Linked DNA regions of Homo sapiens: region 2 is linked to region 1. Evidence: read pairs that join two places in POLR2A ChIA-PET (ENCODE). Cell type or tissue: MCF 10A. All regions are shown on one strand. Each heading gives the region's core, and the rest is flanking DNA. Links, peaks and the distances in the headings are about the cores only. Region 1 overlaps ZNF277 (zinc finger protein 277). Region 2 overlaps ZNF277 (zinc finger protein 277).

Region 1 (4,401 bases), core at 310-4,309:
GGAGAAGAAAAACTTAAACATGGGATTCTATTTTTATACACTATTCATTGGCTTCTTTTTCTTACATATTCTATATTCATTCAGTGTATTTTTATTTGATGTCAGCTCGTGTCATGTTTATCTCTTTCTCCCAGACCTCTCTCCAGCACAGACTTCTAATACACAAATGCCCTTTCCATAGAGCACCATGGTATTGGAAAATTAATGTTAAGAAAAAAATTAATAATAAAAAGGAGACAAAATATTGGGAATTGGGGACTACTTAGAGAACTTTACAGGAATCTTCAAATTCTCTACTTCTTTAAAACATTTACTGTGGACCTAATATATCCAAAACATTCCTAGATGTGCTAAGTCAAGCCATTTAAAATGTCCAAATTTCTACTCTTTCTATATTCTTCATCTATTTCAATAAGTCCCATTTCTTTTTTTGGTTCTTTGGTGTAAGTTACTTGTTTTGTCCCTCAGTTGTGTGGCCTGATAAATTGGGAGCTATAGAATCAAGCTTTCCTTTTCCTCTCTCTATGAAGATAACACTCTCTTCTTGGTACCATTCAATAAATGAGATTGCAGTTGCCAATATAAATCTTGTTAGATAAATGGAAAGATAAACCACTTGTTAAATCCTGTCATCTTACTCCCTCTTTCATCACATATGTAGGTCTGGGTGTTAGGCTTTGGTTTTTAATTTAGCTGGTGTGTTGCTTCTAACTCTGCTCATTAGATACAAGAATTGTAAGTTAGGCTATTTTTCCAAAGTCTAAATTTGCCTCATTTCAGACTCAGTGTAGACATATGGAATTTTTCTGTCTTGTTATATTGATATTGAATTTAGACTGATTTCTCATTGCATTATTCTTCTGACCTCTGTTCTTTTGATACATAAGATAACCACTTAGTTTTCTCTTTACTGCAGAGTGTGTCATAGCCTATTTAATCGTTATTGTATTTTAAAGACACATAAACTTAGGTGTTATTTCAGAAAAATTCATTATCACATAAAAATAATTCATTTTAACTTTCCTATATGTCTGTTTATTGAATTTGGGGATAGTAGAGTTTAGTCATTTTCATGCCCTTACATGGTAATTCCTTTTTATTAAATCTTTATTTGATACTTCTATAATGCTCCACTGCCTTTGTATTCACAAAAAACTGCTAGAAAAGCAGTTTTAAGTTAACATTTGATTTGTTGCTTTGGGATGAGTGAATGTGCTTATAGATTCCTGTCATTCTAAAGCAAATAGTATATTGAATCTTCTCATCGTTCCTTATTTTATGTTGTTCTAAGGTACATTTTATATTGGAGGAAAAGGTTCACTGAACAGCCCATCACAGATTTTTGTAGTGTAATAAGAATTAATTCCACTGCTCCATTTGGTAAGTGTACATCTTGGCTACCATCTTTTCCCTACAGTATAAAAATTCAAAGGAATAATCTTACTGTCTTATATTAGAATTACTTTTACTTTCATGATAGATAAAATTAAATTGATGTGTTTATTTTGCCTAACTTGAATAAAGCTAAAACAGTTCTATGCCAAAGAGATCCTAATAGACACACACATCTGTATTTTTTAAGAAATAAGTCCTTCTGGGGAAAAAATGGTTAATATCTGTTTTCTTATTTGTTTTCCTAATCTCTCAACAGAAGAACAAGAGAATTATTTTTTGTTATGTGACGTTTTACCAGAAGATAGAATTCTTAGAGAAGAGCTTCAGAAACAGAGACTGGTAAGAATTGTTTTTAAAGGGTGAATAGTGTCTTGAAAATACATATAAATACATATAAAATCATATTGGTTTTTTTTTTTTTTACTTTTTGTTATGGAAACTTTCAAACATATGTAAAAGAGGAGACAATACAAAAAGGTCTTAAAACAAAAAAAAAGTATACACTTGACTGAAAATTAAAGCGTTTTATGTTAAAAATGCAGAGAGAATTTTTGGCTTTGTTTTGCTTCCTGGATTATCTCTAAAATAACAACAGAACTTACACATTTTAGTGTAATTTTAGCTGCCTGACACATGCTAGGGTTCAGTAGTCATGGAAAAATGCCCTCAGCTAAAATTGAGTTGAATTGATTAACCTTTTTTTCTCCCCTTTACTGGAATGTGCTATGCACTAGCATTTTTTTTATTTCCCTTTATGAATTAAGCATATGGTTTAATCTACATAGTAGCCTTTCTGGTTTTCAGGCTTAACCATAAGCAAGCTAATTTGAAAACCTCAGCATCTTTAGCCTTTAAAAAAGATAACAGCACATACAAGCATGAAAATTTTTATTTTATTTTATTTTCTTATTTTTATTTTATTTATTTATTTATTTATTTATTTTTTTTTTTTTTTTTTTTTTTTTTTTTTTTTGAGATGGAGTCTCGCTCTGTTGCCCAGGCTGGAGTGCAGTGGTGTGATCTCAGCTCACTGCAAGCTCCACCTCCTGGGCTCACACCATTCTCCTGCCTCAGCCTCCCGAGTAGCTGGGACTACAGGCACCTGCCACCACACCTGGCTAATTTTTTGTATTTTTAGTAGAGATGGGGTTTCACCGTATTAGCAAGGATGGTCTCGATCTCCTGACCTCATGATCTGCCCACCTCAGTCTCCCAAAGTGCTGAGATTACAGGCGGGAGCCACTGCACCCGGCTGAAAATTTTTATTTTCGTAAGTTAATCAGAAAGTAATTTTTTAAATTGTTACTTTTGTTTAAAAGTACATGGGTTCCCATTATTTGTGATTTAATCTCGACTATTACTTGAAGTTGACTTGCTGTTCCTTTAGTGATTTCTTGTAAGTCTTTCTTTTATCTTTGGACTTAGCTAAATATGTTATAAGAGAGAGAAATGATTTAAATATTTGTGCTATATCCTCAAGAGATCAAGGAGAAAAATAAATGCTATTTACCATAGTCATATAATTTAAGAAAGTCCCTGGAAGCATATTTTATTTTGTAGACATCCCAAATGATTATTTCTTCCAGTAGGGGAAGGTGATACCATTGGATGTTGATTTATATCTAAGAAAAGTTTTCCTGTACAACAACTGCAGTAAAGAAATAGGACTTCCTGAGTTTCTCTTCTCTCCTTATAGCAGTGTCTTATGAAATCTGCAAAACAAGGCTAAATTTACTATCATGTCTTATGGATGTTATTTGCGTGCACTTATTCATAATTTCCAATTTACATGAATTTTCTCACTGTTGCTAACAGTGGCCTTAAGAATGATCAAAAGATGTCATGATCCTAGTAGTCCTAAGGATTTATTTATAAGAACTCAAACCCTACTACTTCAGCCATTCTTGTTCTTTAGCATGCAGAATCTGTACGATGTGTCTGCAGATGGACTCAGGTCTCTAAAAATACCTACATATACTGCATTTAAGTTACCTTTTTTACTTTACAGTTTGATAGTGATACATTTAATGGAAGTGAGCATTATGCCAGCTTACAGAAACAAAAGAAGAATGAAAAGGCAATCAATCCATACATGCTCGTTGAATTTCTGCTTAAGTAGATGCCTATACAAAGAAGTACAAGAGTACAAGGCATAATCCATATCATACAAGAGTGTACGGTCTACTTAGAGAAGAAAGATAAATATGTATTCTTATCTTGGTAATAGAGATAATGATAAAATATCTTGCAGGGCTTATGAAGATTAAGTGACATGTAATATACTTAGAACACTACCTGGCACATAGAAGGCACTTAATAAATATTAGCCAATAAAAATAACAGTAATAATGCTGTGTCTTAACAATGAGAAGGATTTGGATAGTTAAGAGAGTTGTAGGGAAGGGAAGAAAGATACATATGCATCTAAATGTTCAAGGTGTATTCAGGAAAATCGAGTAAAAGTCTACTCCGGCTTAGATAGAAAAATTTTTATGGGGAGGAGTATGAGATAAATTTGAAGAGGTAAAATGGAGCTAAATTGTGGAAATCCTTCAGTGCCAGAAACTTGACTTTGTAGTAATAAAGACCCATTAATGTGCCCTCATTGTCCATCAGTGACATGAAGAAAAGAGTAAATGTAGCTGCGTATAAATCCATTTCAAGCTGTCAAAGCCTGAGAAAGACTAGACCAACTTGGGGATTGGAAGTAAGCTAACAATGACTGATGACCATCCATAAGCCATGCCTTGTATTTGGTTCTTGCTTCATAGCACCCTGTGAGGTGGCTATTAAATGCCGTTCTATTTATGAGTAAAATGTGGCCTAGGAAGCTTAATTTGCCCAGGAACACATAGTGAATGAGGTGCAGAGCTAGAGTTTCAAACCAAACATTCCAGGTACATGCCTTTTAAGCCATGCCATGCCAGCGTAGTCATTATTTGGCCTCTCATGTGTCTGGTACTACTATTCTAGGCTCTGGGAATCTCTCTGTCCTGGGTGCTCATG
Region 2 (4,401 bases), core at 260-4,259, 58 kb before region 1:
GATCACATCAAGTATCCTCTTTGAGCACAGTGGAATAAAACCAGAAATCAATTCCAAAAGGAATTCTCAAAACTACACAAATATATGGGAATTAAACAGCCTGTTCCTGAATGATCAGTATGACAAAATTAAGATGGAAATTTAAAAAAATTTTGAAACAAATGAAAATGAAGACACAACATACCAAAACCTCTGGGACAGAGCAAAAGCAGCGCTAAGAAGAAAGTTTATAGCATTAAATGCCTACATCAAAAGAATAGATCACAAATTAATAACCTAATGTTGCACTTAAAGGAACCACAAAAACAAGAATAAACTGAACCCAAAGCTAGCAGAAGAAAAGAAGTAACAAGTCAGTACAGAACTAAAATAAATTGAAACAAACAAAAAAAATCAATGAAACAAAAAGTTCTGTTAAAAAAAGATAAAGAAAATTCATAGACTGCTCAATAGGCTAACCAAGAAGAGAGAAATTCAAATAAACAATCAGAAATGAAACAGGAGAAATTACAGCTGATACCACAGAAATACAAAAGATCATCAGAGACTAAACAACACTATGCTCACAAACTAGAAAACCTAGAGGAAATGGATACATTTCTAAAAACATACAACCTCCCAAGATTGAACCAGGAAGAAATAGAAATCCAGAACAGTAATAAAAATCTCCCAAAAGCAACAAAAAAAGCCCAGGACCATATGGTTTCCAGCTAAATTCCACCAGATATACAAAGAAGAACTGGTACCTGGCTTACCAAAACTGTTACAAAAAGACAAGGAGGAGGGAATCCTCCCTAACGTATTCTGCAAAGCCAGTAACACCCTGATGTCAAAACCAGGCAAGGACACAACAAAAAAAGAAAACTATAGACCAATATCTTTGATGAAGATAGATGCAGAAATCTTCAACAAAATACTATGAAACAGAATCCAACAGCACATGAAAAATAAATAAATTAACACCACCTGCAGAGGAGGCTGAGGAAGATGGATGAATAGACCCCTCCAGCAATCATCCCCACCTATACAAACACCAAATTGAACAACTATCCACACAAGAAAGCACCTTCATAAGAACCAGAAGTTAGGTGAGCAAATCACAGTACCTGGTTTTAACATCACATCAACGAAAAAGGCACTGAATAGAATAGGAAAGACAGTCTTGAATTGTCTAATCTGTCTCTCCCCATCTCTCAGCAGTGGCAGCTTAGCGCAGAGAGTGCTTAGGGGAGGGAGAGCGCAGTAATTGTGGGGCATTGCATTGGAGCTCTGTGCTGCCCTGTCACAGTGGAAAGCAACACAGGGCAGAATTCAGCCAGCACCCATGGAAGGAACATTTAGACCAGCCCTATAGCTAGGGGGAACCATCCATTCCAGCCTTTGGAACCTGAGTTCCAGCTAGCCCCACCAGCAAGGCTACAGTGCTTTGAGGTCCTAAAGAAATCAGAAAGGCAGTCTAGGCCACAAGTAGTGTGATTCCTGGACAAATCCTTGTGCTGTGCTGGGCTTGGAGCCAGTGGACTTGAGGTACATGTGACCCACTGAGACACCACCTGTGGTGGCCAGGGAGGTGTTCGCGTCACCCCACCCCAACCCTATGCATCACAGTTTGCAGCTCCCGCAGAGACTCCATCCTTGGTCTGAGGAGAGAAGAATGGGAGAGTGAAGAAGACTTTGTTTTGCAATTTGGATACAGCTCAGCCACAGTAAAATAAAGCACCATGCTGAGTCCTAAAGCCCCCATTCCAGGCCCTGGCTCCTGGATGATATTTTTTACTTAATTTTTTTTTTATTTCAATAGATTTTTAGAGAGCGGGTGGTGTTAGGTTACATGAATAAGTTATTTAGTGGTGGTTTCTGAGATTTTGGCGCGTACCGCCCTGAACGTGCCCGACCTCATCCGGATGACATTTTTAGACACATCCTGGACCAGAAGGGTACCCACTGCCTGAAGGAAACAACCCAGTCTAAGCAGGATTCATCACCTAATGACTAAAGAACCCTGGAGCCTTGAATAAACATCAGCAATAGCCAGGCACTACTCACCAATGAACCTTGGATGAGACCCAGTACTGTGCTGGCATCAGGTGTGACCCAGCACATTCCCAGCTATGGTGTCCACAGAGAAAGACTCCTTCTTGAGGAAAGGAGAGGGAAGAGTAAAAAGACTTTCTCTTGCAACTTGGGTACCAGCTCAGCCACAGGAAAAGAAAGCACCAGTAGATTCCTAAAGTTTCCAGTTCTAAGCCCTAGCTCCTGGACAGTATTTCTAGACCCACCCTTGGCCAGAAGAAAACCCCCTCGCCCTGAAGGGAAGGACACACGTCTAGCTGGATTTATTACTGCTGACTAAGGAGCCCTAGGGCTCAGTGGTAGCCAGGCAATAGTTGCCACAGGCCTCTGGTGAGACCCAGTACTGCTCCGGCTTCAGGTCTGACTCAGCACAGTCCCAGTGGTGGTGACCACAGGAGTGTTTGTGACCCCTTTCCCCCCAATTCCAGACAGCTCAGCATGGAGAGAGAGATTCTGTTTGTTTGAGGAAAGGTAAGGAAAGAGAACAAGAGACTCTGCCTGTTAATCCAGAGAATTCTGGATTAGGCAAACAAAAGCCAAGAGATTTTTGTCAACACCAGACCTGTCCTACAAGACATGCTAAAGGGAGTTATTCAGTCTGAAAGAAAAGGATGTTAATGAACTATAAGAAATCATCTGAAGATGCAAAACTCATTGGTAATAGTAAGTACACAGACAAGTACAGAATAGTATAAAACCATAATCATGGTATGTAAACTACTCATATTTTGAGTATTTTGAGTAGAGGGACTAAAAGATGAACCAATCAAAAATAAGTACTACAACCACTTTTAAGACATAGACAGACAGTATAATAAGATCTAAATAGAAACAGCAAAATGTTTAAAAATGGGAAGAGTTTTATTGGTTTACAGTGTAGAGTTTTATTGGTTTTCTCTTTGCTTCTTTGTTAGTGTGTTTATACAACCACAGTGTTAGCTTATCAGTTTAAAATAATGGGTTAGAAGACGTTATTTGCAAGCCTCATGATAATCTCAAATCAAAAAGCCTACAACAGATAAAAATTGAAATGCCAGAAATTAAAATGTACCACCAGGGAAAATCACCTTTATGAACACGAAGACTAGAAGAAAGGAAAGAAGGAAGGGAAGACTACAAAACAATCAGAAAACAAATAATAAAATGACGGGATATCAAAGAGATTTCTGTACTCCAGTGTTACATCAAGTTAAAAAAGCTTTTACACAGCAAAGGGGTGGTTAATGGATACAAAAATATAGTAAGATTGAATAAGATGTAGTATTTGATAGCACAACTGAGTGATACAGTCAACAATAATTGTACATTTTAAAATAACTAAAAGATATAATTGGATTGTTTGTAACACAAAGAAAAGATAAATGCTTGAGGTGTTGGATATCCCATTTGCCCTGATGTCACCATTACACATTGCATGCCTGTATCAAAGTATGTACCCCAAAAATATATACACATACTATGTACCCACAAAAAAATTTTTAAGAAAACAAAAACAAATGCTACTGAGCTATGATAACCAAAACAGTATGGTACTGGCATAAAAACAGAATGAAACAGAATAGAGAACCCATAAATAGAATGGAACAGAATAGAGAATCCAGAAATAAATCCATACATTTACAGTGAACTCATTTTTGACAAAGATGCCAAAAACATACATTGTAGAAAGGACAGTTTCTTCAACAAATGATTCTGGGAAAACGATATCCATATGCAGAAGCATGAAACTAGACCCTTGTCTCTTACCATATATAAAAATCAAATCAAAATGGATTAAAGACTTAAATCTAAGACCTCAAACTGTAAACCTTCTAGAAGAAAACATTGGGGAAACTCTCTAGAGCATTGGTCTGGGCAAAGATTTTTTTAGTATATCCCAAAAGCTCAGGCAACCAAAGCAAAAATGGACAGATGGGATCATATCAAATTAAAAACCTTCTGTACAGTGAAGGAAACAATCAACAAAGTCAGGAGAAAACCCACAGTATCGGAGAACGTATTTGCAAACTATCGTCTGAAAAGGGATTTACGACCAGAATATACAAGGAGTTCAAACAACTCTATTGGAAAAAAAAAAATCTAATAATCTCATTTAAAAAATGAGCAAAAGACCTAAGGAGACATTTCTCAAAAGAAGACAAACAAATGCTGAACCAGGTATATGAAAAGGTACTCAACATAACTGATCATCAGAGAAGTGCAAATCAAAACTACAATAAGATATTATCTCACCTCAGTTAAAATGGCTTTCATGCAAAAGACAAGCAATAACAAATCCTGGCAAGGATGTGGAGAAAGGGGAGCTCTCGTACACTGTGGGAACATAAA

Evidence for each region. ChIA-PET counts read pairs that join two places held together with the same protein. Peaks named below come from ENCODE experiments on the same cell type or tissue, not always from the same donor. Only the 100,000 strongest peaks of a DNase experiment are listed, where the experiment ranks them.
Region 2: POLR2A ChIA-PET joins it to region 1 with 5 read pairs; 2 of 35 experiments call an interaction of 5 or more read pairs at or near these places.

What each region holds. Positions count from the first base shown.
Region 1 is chr7:112,294,578-112,298,978 of GRCh38, forward strand. ZNF277 (zinc finger protein 277) reads left to right here. Exons shown (of 12, transcript NM_021994.3): 3 at 1,292-1,380; 4 at 1,652-1,734. Among named protein-coding and RNA genes, the nearest start is that of ZNF277-AS1, 54 kb to the right of the region's middle. In MCF 10A, for the core only: no CTCF peak of the experiment used is centred there; no DNase peak of the experiment used is centred there.
Region 2 is chr7:112,237,017-112,241,417 of GRCh38, forward strand. The region is part of intron 1 of ZNF277 (zinc finger protein 277); the gene reads left to right. Among named protein-coding and RNA genes, the nearest start is that of ZNF277, 33 kb to the left of the region's middle. In MCF 10A, for the core only: no CTCF peak of the experiment used is centred there; DNase peaks (open chromatin) are centred at 2,055 and 2,355.